Regions from separate parts of the Mus musculus genome. Here all the other regions are linked to region 2. Evidence: chromatin loops called from intact Hi-C (ENCODE). Cell type or tissue: left cerebral cortex. All regions are shown on one strand.

Evidence for each region. Peaks named below come from ENCODE experiments on the same cell type or tissue, not always from the same donor. Only the 100,000 strongest peaks of a DNase experiment are listed, where the experiment ranks them.
Region 1: it touches region 2 in a loop (2.7-fold over the local background); 2 of 42 quality-filtered maps call a loop at or near these places.
Region 3: a loop joins it to region 2, with 2.1 times the contacts of the local background. A loop is called at or near these places in 5 of 42 quality-filtered maps.
Region 4: a loop joins it to region 2, with 10 times the contacts of the local background. A loop is called at or near these places in 7 of 42 quality-filtered maps.

What each region holds. Positions count from the first base shown.
Region 1 is chr3:95,674,478-95,676,977 of GRCm38, reverse strand. Adamtsl4 (ADAMTS-like 4) reads left to right here. Exons shown (of 18, transcript NM_144899.3): 18 at 9-777. The coding sequence ends at 145. It overlaps Gm52627 (a long non-coding RNA gene), which reads right to left. Exons shown (of 2, transcript XR_003954671.1): 2 at 736-2,500. Among named protein-coding and RNA genes, the nearest start is that of Gm52627, 3.6 kb to the right of the region's middle. In left cerebral cortex, CTCF peaks have their summits at 51 (motif pointing left), 783 and 982 (motif pointing right); DNase peaks (open chromatin) are centred at 47 and 998; H3K27ac peaks cover 2,358 bases.
Region 2 is chr3:95,516,372-95,518,871 of GRCm38, reverse strand. No RefSeq gene overlaps it. Among named protein-coding and RNA genes, the nearest start is that of Gm40096, 6.9 kb to the left of the region's middle. In left cerebral cortex, a CTCF peak has its summit at 1,255 (motif pointing left); a DNase peak (open chromatin) is centred at 1,219.
Region 3 is chr3:95,753,706-95,756,205 of GRCm38, reverse strand. It overlaps Tars2 (threonyl-tRNA synthetase 2, mitochondrial (putative)), which reads left to right and starts at 1,229. Exons shown (of 18, transcript NM_027931.3): 1 at 1,229-1,448; 2 at 1,691-1,887. The coding sequence starts at 1,368. In left cerebral cortex, no CTCF peak of the experiment used is centred here; a DNase peak (open chromatin) is centred at 1,260; H3K4me3 peaks cover 1,132 bases; H3K27ac peaks cover 435 bases.
Region 4 is chr3:95,587,728-95,590,227 of GRCm38, reverse strand. It overlaps Hormad1 (HORMA domain containing 1), which reads right to left. Exons shown (of 15, transcript NM_001289532.1): 15 at 2,368-2,500. It overlaps Golph3l (golgi phosphoprotein 3-like), which reads right to left and starts at 1,294. Exons shown (of 5, transcript NM_146133.3): 1 at 1,094-1,294. The coding sequence starts at 1,261. It overlaps Gm40097 (a long non-coding RNA gene), which reads left to right and starts at 1,411. Exons shown (of 3, transcript XR_867468.2): 1 at 1,411-1,583. In left cerebral cortex, a CTCF peak has its summit at 1,447; a DNase peak (open chromatin) is centred at 1,406; H3K4me3 peaks cover 1,735 bases; H3K27ac peaks cover 738 bases.

The DNA.
Region 1 (2,500 bases), 160 kb before region 2:
GTCCTCAGATGACCAATGCAAGGACAGCTCTCCACACTGCCCCCTGGTGGTACAGGCCCGGCTCTGCGTCTACCCCTACTACACAACTACCTGCTGCCGCTCTTGTGCCCATGTCCTGGAGCAGTCCCAGCTGGAACCGGCTTGAAACGGGTCCCAGAGACCCTGCCTTCGTGGTTTTCTTGTGCCACCCACTGACTAGCCCGCTCTGTACCCTCTGGCTTTTCACCTGGTCTCAGCCTTGCCAGAGGGATCCTCCAGGGTGAGAGACCTACAGTGTGATAGCTCAAGAAGTGTACCTGACCTGCCTGGGGGTCTGTCCTGTGTATGTTTATCACTTCCACAAAAGCAGCTTGAGAAAGAATAGGAAGTGGGCGGTGCCTGTATCCCTCATGCTTTTCTGGGCTGGGGAGAAAGGGGGAGAGAGCAAGGTTATATTTCCACACTAATCTGAGCTACATAGTGTGTGTCCCCCAGAAGTTCCAGGTCTGTGCCCCAATCCTCGTCTCCACATCTTCTAAATTACCCTGTTGTTCCCATCCCTGCCTTATCTAGTCTCTGTATTCCTACCTCCCTCATTAGCAGGGGCAGGGATCAGCCACTGCTACCCTACCTTACTGGGGAAGGACCACACCTCTCCAGGGCAGGGACCACTTGTGTCGAGGGTGAAAAAGAGAAACGTCAGCATAAGACATCCTAGCCCCAGTCGCCACTTCACACTGAAAATGATGCCCACCCCAGAAGTAATTTATTTTTTATTAAAGTTGGTTTTGACATAAACATGCTCTTCGTTATGTTCATGGGGACCCCACCATCCGAGCAATGTGAGGCCAGATGTGGTGTGGGAAGAGGAGCGGCATTTAGGGATGGGAGGAAGATGTGGTCCTCATGGGCTGTGGAGTGAGCTTCAAACCTGGGGCAGTCTGGATCAAGGGCCTAAGATTCTGTCCCACTACAGATCTGCAGATGGCTTACTGGCCACTAGAGGCCGCTACTTTTCCCAGTTTAGGAGCAGTAATGGGTGCTTGGATCCCAGCAGAGAGCCTGTGGTGGGCTTTTGGGTAGGCTCTTCCTGTTGTCTCTAGGAATCCAGCAGAACTTTTCAATGCAGGGCTAAGCTGGCTTGTGTGCGCACGAGCGTGGGGCATGCATGTTGCTTTTCAGGTTCTCTCGCTCTGGCCCTGTCTCCTCCTCTTTTACCCACTTCCCTGCTAGATGCCTGCTTACTGCTTTCCATGGGTGCATGGGGTGGTAACTTTGCCCCCTCTCTTTGCTCAGCAAAATCATAGGAGCTTGGCCCGCATGACTCTGTGACTGCAGGAGGAGGGAGGAGGGGCCAAGGCAGGACCAGATGTCCTGCCAGAGACACATTCCACAGAGATGTCTCACCAGGCCTCCTCCCTCCCCCACCACTTCCCTCTCCCTGTGTGTTTCTTTCAAAGTAAATAACTTGTTAAAGGTGGAGTGGACAGCCTTCTCCAGGGTCCTCTTCCCTGGCCCCTACAGTTGGTTCTGAGGCCTGACTTTCTTGCTGCCGATGCCCCGCTGGAGGCAGCCTTGTTCTGTCTGTGCCTCTTCAGACAGGCTGAGTATGGCCATTAGTAAAAGCCTGCAGACAGTTTTACTACTATTTTCTGAACACAGCTACACTCCTTGGATACCAAGTTCCCCTAAGAATAAAGTTGTTCCACTGTAGCAAACCCTTTGCTACATTAGAAGGGTACAAAGCTCCCTGCCTTGGGACTTAGGCTGTCCTCCCGCTGGATGTGGCTGAGCAGGAAGATGACAGCAAGCACAGTGTAAGGGGACTGAGTGGGTGACAAAGGAGGGGAAGGAAAATTAACCCCGGACAAACGGCTGAGGCGCCTGCTTAATATATCAAAGTGGACCTGACAGTCAACAGGTTCTCCCAGCATCCCTCAGTCGCTGTTACAAGGGTATGACTGGCACACCCTGTCTCCCAGCCCACGGGACTGGACTGCCCCTCCCTTTATAAGCAACCGTCCTGGCTACCTGCCCCTTTTGTACCTTTGGCCTACTGGTAGCTGGACCTGGTTTCTGCTCCCTTCCCCTCCCCCCTCTCCTCACAAGGTCAGGATCACTCTGAACTCTCCCAGATGTGGCTGCCTCTGGCTTTGTTCTTCTGATCTACTGTAAACTTTCTCCTTCGTCATACCTAGGAGCAGTCATATCTGTTCCTTTTTATTTCTTTTTTTTTTTTTTAATTAAAAAATAAAGCCATGGGTGATCCCAGCACGTGGGAGGCTGAGGCAGGAAGATCACAAGGCTAGCCTGGGCTATACTTGTGAGACCCTTTCCCCAAATACACCATGAAAAAAACCTGACTTTGGCCCAGGACAGGGGTTCCACAAGGAGGCTACAAGAATGCCCTGCCTCTGAAGAGGGTCAGGTGTGCTTCCTTCTTAGGTGACCCTGGAAGGACAGGCAAAGATGTAGGGACCAGAGAAATGGGGCCCAGGAGTCAGCTTCCAGATGCAGGCAG
Region 2 (2,500 bases):
TCTGGAGCTCACTATTTAGTCTAAGCTAGCCTTGAACTTGCAGCAATCCCCCTGCTTCAACCTCCCAAGTGCTGGGACTACACACATGAACCACACCTAGCTTTTACTTAAGTTTTCTTTGCTGTCTGTATTTATTTTTAATTTTACGTGTATAGACAGTTTTGCTGTGAGCCCTGGCTATCCCAGATCTCCATCTATTATAGTCCAGGCCTCTGTCTTACACTGATCCCCCTGCCTCTGCCTCCTGTGTGCTGGCATTGCAAGTGTGATCTACCCCACCCAGCCTTTCTGAGCCTTGCAAAACAGAATTTGTAGTTTGGAGAATGTAACTTTTGTGTTCTTTTTGCTTTTTCTTTATTATTTTGGATGTTACTTTAAATACAGTTGTTTTCTTAATTTCATTTTCAGTTGGTTAATTAAAAAAGAAATACCCTGACTTTTGTATCTTTATTTGTGTCCTGTAGCTATGTCAAGCGCATTACATTAGTTCTGATTGTTTTTCAATGCACTTCCTGGAATTTTCTATACATAAGACCTTTTATCCACAAAGAAAACAAAACACAAAACCAAGTACCTTTATTCTCTACATCCATAGGCCAGACATTGTGGTGCATGCCAACCCTGGGGAGGCTGAGACACAAATTACATGCTGGCCTGGGTTATACAGTGAGTTCTAGGTTAGTCTGAGTTAGAGCTAAAACCTATACAAAATTCAAACAAACAAACAAACAAAATCAGACTGGGCATGTGTGGTACATTCCTTTAGTCCCGGCACTCAGGAGGCAGAGGCGGCAGATCTCTTGAGTTCAAGGCCAGATTGGACTACCGAGTGAGTTCCAGCATGGCCAGGGAGATACAGAGAAACATTTCTTTAAAAAACAGTGTGTGTGTGTGTGTGTGTGTGTGTGCGCGCCCGTGTGTGTCTGTGTGTATGGGTGTGTGTGTGTGTGTGTGTGTGCGTGTGTGTATGTGTCTGTGTGTCTGTGTGTATGGGTGTGTGAGTGTGTGTGTATGTGTGTGTGTGTGTGTGTTTCCGTGTGTGTCTGTGTGTATGGGTGTGTGAGTGTGTGTGTGTTTGTACGCGCGCGCATGCGTGTGTGTGTGCATGTAAATTGCTTCAGGAAGCTGGAGAGATGGCTTAGCAGAATGAGCTTATCCAAGTTATCAGAGTTTGGATGCCAGCTCAGGAATGCCCGCAATTTGAGCGCCAGGAGATCTGGTGCCATCTTCTGGCTTCTGAGGGCACTGCACCTCCCCCACTATAATAAAACCCAAACAAATCATTTAAAAGCCTCAGGAAAGAAAGCCGTTATGACTGTAAGTACCAAAGTGACAGACTGGATTACCGCAGTCCTGACAAGCACAGTGTAAGTAGAAAGCCGCTTAATGATTCAGAAAAGCTTTCCAGTGGCAGAGGAGTTGGAAACTACAGGCAAAAAATAAACAATACTGAAGTCTCACAGATCTTCTGGTTTCAACAAAGCCTGTGTAATTAAATGTAGAGCATGCTATTATCATTCGTATGCCTTCATTTCTCTCTCATTGTGTCTGTGAAGATCATGAGAACCAGTTCAGATTACAGTAATAAGCACTGGGACCCTGGACACAAAGATGAAGCAATTAATCAAATCATCAAGCCATTAAATCAATGAATGTGGAGGTGACTGCAGAAGCCAGGGCCTGCAAAGTAACAACCCACAGGAGGCAAGAAGAAAATCTGTCTCAACCTCACTTAGTCAGCCAATGTTGGTTCAGACTTCTAGAGTCAGACCCAGAGGGTTTATAGCAAGTATACAGTACAATTTAGAAAAAAGCTTTATGAAGATGGGTTCTAGAGAGAGGCCACATGTGTTATCTTACGGGACTAGGGGAGGATCCCACCTCTGGGCCTGGCTGTGGGGATCTGGCCATACAGATAACACAAAGGTCACCTGGACTACTAAGTATCTCAGGTCCTGGCTGTGGTAGCTTGGTGTGGCCTGGCTCTTCAGAACACACAAATCACCAGGTTGTTGACCACCACCACTCCAGCCTTCTGGGTAGAAAGACAGGTTACACATGTCTCCTGTTGGAGAGAGACAAACCTGCTTAACACTCCTGGTTTCCCCAGGGCTTATCTGTGAGCACAAGGTCCTTTGTGCTCCCGCCACAGCGAGAGGGGAAAGTGTGTGTATAGGGAGGGTGGGAGTAGGTGACTGTTAAAGAACAGAGCAGACTCTTCAGAAATTACATTTGTTCATTGAGTGTATGTGTAAAGTGTGCACATACCACTGTGTGTGTGTGGAGGTCAGAGGGCAACTTGGAGGGATGGCTGCATTACTTCTCCCGTGTAGGTCCTGGGACGGCTTGACAGCAAGTGCGTTCATTGCTGAGCCATCTTGCCAACCCTACAATCAACTTAATATTTAAAGTTGAACTGCAGCTTGGATACTGACTTGAAGTAACCAACAGTGAAAAGGTGCTTTAAGCAACTGGAGAAAAATTCAGAAAGGGACTATGT
Region 3 (2,500 bases), 240 kb before region 2:
AGTTCATTTCCCTTTATGCTTCTCCACACATCTGACCGTGTTTCTGTTTTTACTGTGTAAAGCTAATATGTCTAGCCCTGCATCTGAGATTTAATGGAGAGAGATCAAAGAAAGAATAAAGAAAGATGAAGGTGGGGTGCTGATGAGAGACCAAAGGCTTATGTAAGGAACAGAGAACAAGATGTTGGATGTCTCTAAGATGGTCAGGGAGTCTATTGGAAATAAACTATGGAAAGAACAAGGTATGCTGGAAGAGTGCACACTGCAGATTCATCGGCACGCATGTTTTTTACCTTAAACTACCTTCTGTAATCTTTGAATTCCACATCTGAGACCTGTAAGATGGCTCAGCAGATAACAGGTACTTACTGCCCAAGCCTGGCAACGTGACTTTGACCCCTAAGACCCATGTAAAGTGAAAGGACAGAAGTGGCCACAGAAAGGTAGCATGTGACCTACAAAACTGTGCCGCCCACGCCTTCAAAGATTCTTCACACACACGCAATAATGATTGATTGATTAAATTCCACATCTGTGACATTAAGAGGTCTCTAAAGTCCCTCCACCACGACTGCAAAGGAATGACCACCAAGATAGTCTTAGAGTTGTTACATTCAGTGGTAATAACAGTGTCTTGCAAGCCGGGCAGTGGGCGTGCACGCCTTTTATCCCAGCACTCGGGAGGCAGAGGCTGGTGGATTTCTGAGTGCTAGGCCAGCCTGGTCTACAGAGTGAGTTCCAGGACAGCCTAGGGGAAAAAGAGAACAAAAACAACAACAAAACCAGTGTCTTGCTGCTGGTGCTAATTATCATATACCAAGCACCGAGATGAGCAATTTACACAAAATGTACCTTCAGAATGGAACATATATTTTTATTCTTGTTTTATAGATTAAAAAATCGAGATTACAGAAAGTTTACTTAAAAAAAAAAAAACTACTTAATGCCAGATCCAGGATTTACACTAAATGTTTAGTTCCAGTGTCTGTACTTGTTTCTTGTCAGCTTTAAGAATGTTTAATAAATTTTATAATTAAAGGAAAATGACTAACTTCCACTTCCTGTTTTTCTCTCATTCTTGCCCCAGGAGGTATGCCCTGTCCTCAAAGTTGGATGCCTTCTTGTCACTTTGGGAACCCAGACTGCAGGTGTGTGCAACAGCTTCCACTTTCCGGTCAACCGGAACCTTTCCCAGAGCGGCTGCTGCTGTGTGGGTTCTACCTCAGCGGAGTTCCTGGGGGTGGTGCCCGGCCGGAATGGCGGCTATGTTATCCAATAGGAAAGGATATTACTGACTTAGAAGCCAATGAGGAGCCTGGTGAGGAAGAAGCGGTGATCGGAGCATGGAGGTACCGATTTGAGACAGCATGGGTCTCTGTCTGAGGTGGCGCCGGCTTGGGTTCCCACTCCCAGAGTTCCGCCGCTGCGAGCTCCACACCGTGCGTGAGGTACGCCAAGCTCCCAACCATTTAGCCCAGCGGAGTCCAAGGGGGCAGGCTGTCCAGCCCCTCCTGGACCCTGCTGCCCCACTCGGAAATGTGCGGTTCCTTTGAATCCCCAAATTAAGACCTAGTGTCACCCAGTTTCCACCTTAAAACCAATGCTTCTTAAACACCCATAACCCCTACGACCCCATTCCGGAGTAGTGGAAATAAGCCCGCGATACCTCCTAACGTGCCTTTTCCTCCAGGCCTCTGCACCAACTCCTCCACATTGGTTGGCAGAACGATTTGGCCTTTTTGAGGAGCTATGGACCGCTCACGTGAAAAAGTTAGCAAGTATGACACAGAAGAAAGCCCGGGCTATTAAGATATCACTTCCTGAAGGCCAGAAGGTAGATGCTGTTGCATGGAACACAACCCCTTACCAACTGGCCCATCAGATCAGGTATCAAGCCAGCCTTTCTACCTACAAGAATTATTTTTCTGTCCTTTTCTGCACCCGGTCAGAAAATGAAAGCATCTTTTTGTTTCTCTTTGGTTTTTCGAGACAGGGTTTCTCTGTGTAGCCCTGGCTGTCCTGGAACTCACTCTGTAGACCAGGCTGACCTCAAACTCAGAAATCCGCCTGCCTCTGTCTCCCAAGTGCTGGGATTAAAGGCATGCGCCACCATTGTCCCGCTACATTTTTTCTTTTTCTTTGTTTCCCATCAGAAAGGTGTAGTCTTTGGGCAGGGAGGGGGTTAGGGTTGGGGGGGGGGGTCAGTCAGTCATTTAATTGATTACCACACAAGCATAAGGACCTGAAATATGAATTTGTGGAAGGAAACTGACTCCTAAAAATTGTCCTCTGACCCCCCCCCCACACACACACACACACTGTAGCATGTGTGCCCCACCCATAAATAAATGAAATAATAGTTTCAGGTTAAAAATAAAAAGGGTGTGGTGACATGTGCGTGTAATCTGGTCAGCCAACCTAGCCTGCTGGCGATGCTCTTTGCCAAAGAAAGACCCTCTTCTAAAGGCATGATTGTTGACTCCCGAGGAAGAATGCACAC
Region 4 (2,500 bases), 71 kb before region 2:
CTTTTATACTAAGCATTACACTTGTCTAAGTCATCTGTGATAAAGCTTAAAGTTAGCACAGTTCATACAAATGTAAATGTATTTTATTTTTCGTTTGTTTAGAACGAAACAAAACAGGGTTGCTCTGTGTAAATGTCCTAGCTATCTTGGAATTCATTATGTAGACCAGGCTGGCCTTGAACTTAGAGATCCACCTGCCTCTGCTCCCCAAGTGCTGGAATTAGAGGTGTGTCACCACTGCCTGGTATAAATGTCAATTTTTATGATTAAAAGCAAGTCAAAAACTATCAGCAATTATATATCTTTGAGGTCAAAAGAATAATATTTAAAATGTGCTATGGTTGTGCCTAGTTCAACAATTTTATCTTGCTTTCTTTCTGCCTCTGATCCTTGTGATCTTGGAGTTTTCTTCCTTTTCCTTTCCTCCCTAAATACTGTCTGTCCAGTCTTTGAAGGCCTACTAAAGACAAGTGAGGCCTTAAGGTGAATTCTATCTCTCCACTATGCATATATTAAACACTTAGAAATGGATTTTTCTTCAGTTGTATGTAAACAGAAATTTATACTTAAGCCCTTTAAAATGTTTATTATAGTCCCTCTTTTGTTATGGCTGTCTGTTACATTAAACTTCTCCAGGGCTGAAATATTGTCATCTTTTAATTTTTATATTCTCCATAGCAACTAGCACAATATCTTTAACGTTTTAACTGCTCAAATAAATATATACTCATTAAACAGCACCAGAAATACACACCAAGAGTCTTACAAACAATTCTTCATACAAGCGTATATTTCAAATATAATTTTCAGGGGAAGTAAGAAGAGTGAAGGAACAGAACACAGAACAATGCCTTAGGGTGCCAATTCCATTTGGCATTATTTCCAAACCCAATCCAAGAAACTTTAACACCCCGGGGAGAATGGGGGCAATTTTCTTTGAGGAATTCATCATTTCCCTGTGGCCACTTATTAGTTAAAATACCCTACTTGAAAACATGATGAGCAACAACAAATAAGTAAAAACCACCCTTTCTCTCTAAAGTAAAATACTGACCAGCTCTGTTGGATGTTAAGAAGTGTTATATTTGCTCACCTGACGTTGCTCCTGAGCTGCAGTGGGACGTAGGCTGCAGTTCGCGCTCTCGTTTTGGAGGGCACCTGTTTCCCGTACCCTAGGCGGGTTCCAGTAGGTGAAAAACTTCTCAGCCACACAGAGAGTACAAACTTCCTGATCCTTCGTTGCAGAGAGGGAATAACACATCAGCTTCCTCAGGATCACTAGGCAACCTACCTTGGTGTTTCTTCATTGGGCCAATCAGAAACCCCCAAGTTTGACTCTAGCCAATCGGAGCTTACGAGGGGAGGTCCTCCGGGCTATTGTGTTGCGATCCAGACAAACATCACCAAAAGGAGGCAGGTTTGGGTTCAACCTGACAGCTGGTCTGTCCAATGAAGGAACCTCGGTGGCTGCGAGGAAAAGGCTGCATCCCACCCCGATGAAATTACCCAATCAAAGTATTCTGTGAGATAGCACAGTGCTGCCAATCACGAAAGGATTCTGTTGGCCAATTTCAGTGTAGCAGGTGTTTTTCTGTAGCTGTCTGTATTGGCACTGCTGGTTAAGAAATGTTGGCATCCAAGCAATAAGGCTAAGAGTAAACTCTGAGCTTAACTTTGCCTCTAGAAAAACGTAATCTGACTCGGTTTGTGCTGTTTATACTGAACAGCATGGGTACTATTACACACATAACAGCTCTAGAGGGATGTTATCCCACTTTGATAATCCTGTAGCTACTGTACAGTTTGGAATATGGCTGCTAAAATTACAAGACGGAAACAGATCAAGTTTTTAGGTCTTCCTTTTCTGAAGCAAAGGAAGCAAATAGCTTGGGTGGGGCTAGGTTCCAGGTCTCTCAGCAAAACAATTGTTCACACTACCACTCAAAAGTTCTAAAATGTGTCCACCTCGCGAAAGATATACTTACTTAAATTCTCTCAAAATTAATAGCTGAACACTTTCTGTTAATTAAATAACTAGAAGCCCTGAAAGACCCTGCACACTGAGCATCTTAGTCATGGTATTAAGATGCCGGTCTTTTTTTTATTGGCCATTGCTTTTATCATTTTTGCTCTAAATACATATTTAAAAGTTGTTAATAGGGCTGGTGAGATGGCTCAGCGGTTAAGAGTGCCGACTGCTCTTCCAAAGGTCATGAGTTCAAATCCCAGCAACCACATGGTGGCTCATAACCATCTGTAATGAAATCTGATGCCCTCTTCTGGTGTGTCTGAAGACAGCTACAGTGTACTTACATATAATAAATAAATAAATATTAAAAAAAAAAAGTTGTTAATAACACACTATATCAAAATAGCAAACATTGTTTTAATAGCACCAAGTAAATGGTACAGTTTTAACATAAGTAAAAAGTGTATCCTTACAGAATTTTAAAGTCAGAATAAACACTTCAAAAATGGTTTTAGAGGGCCTTAAAACTTA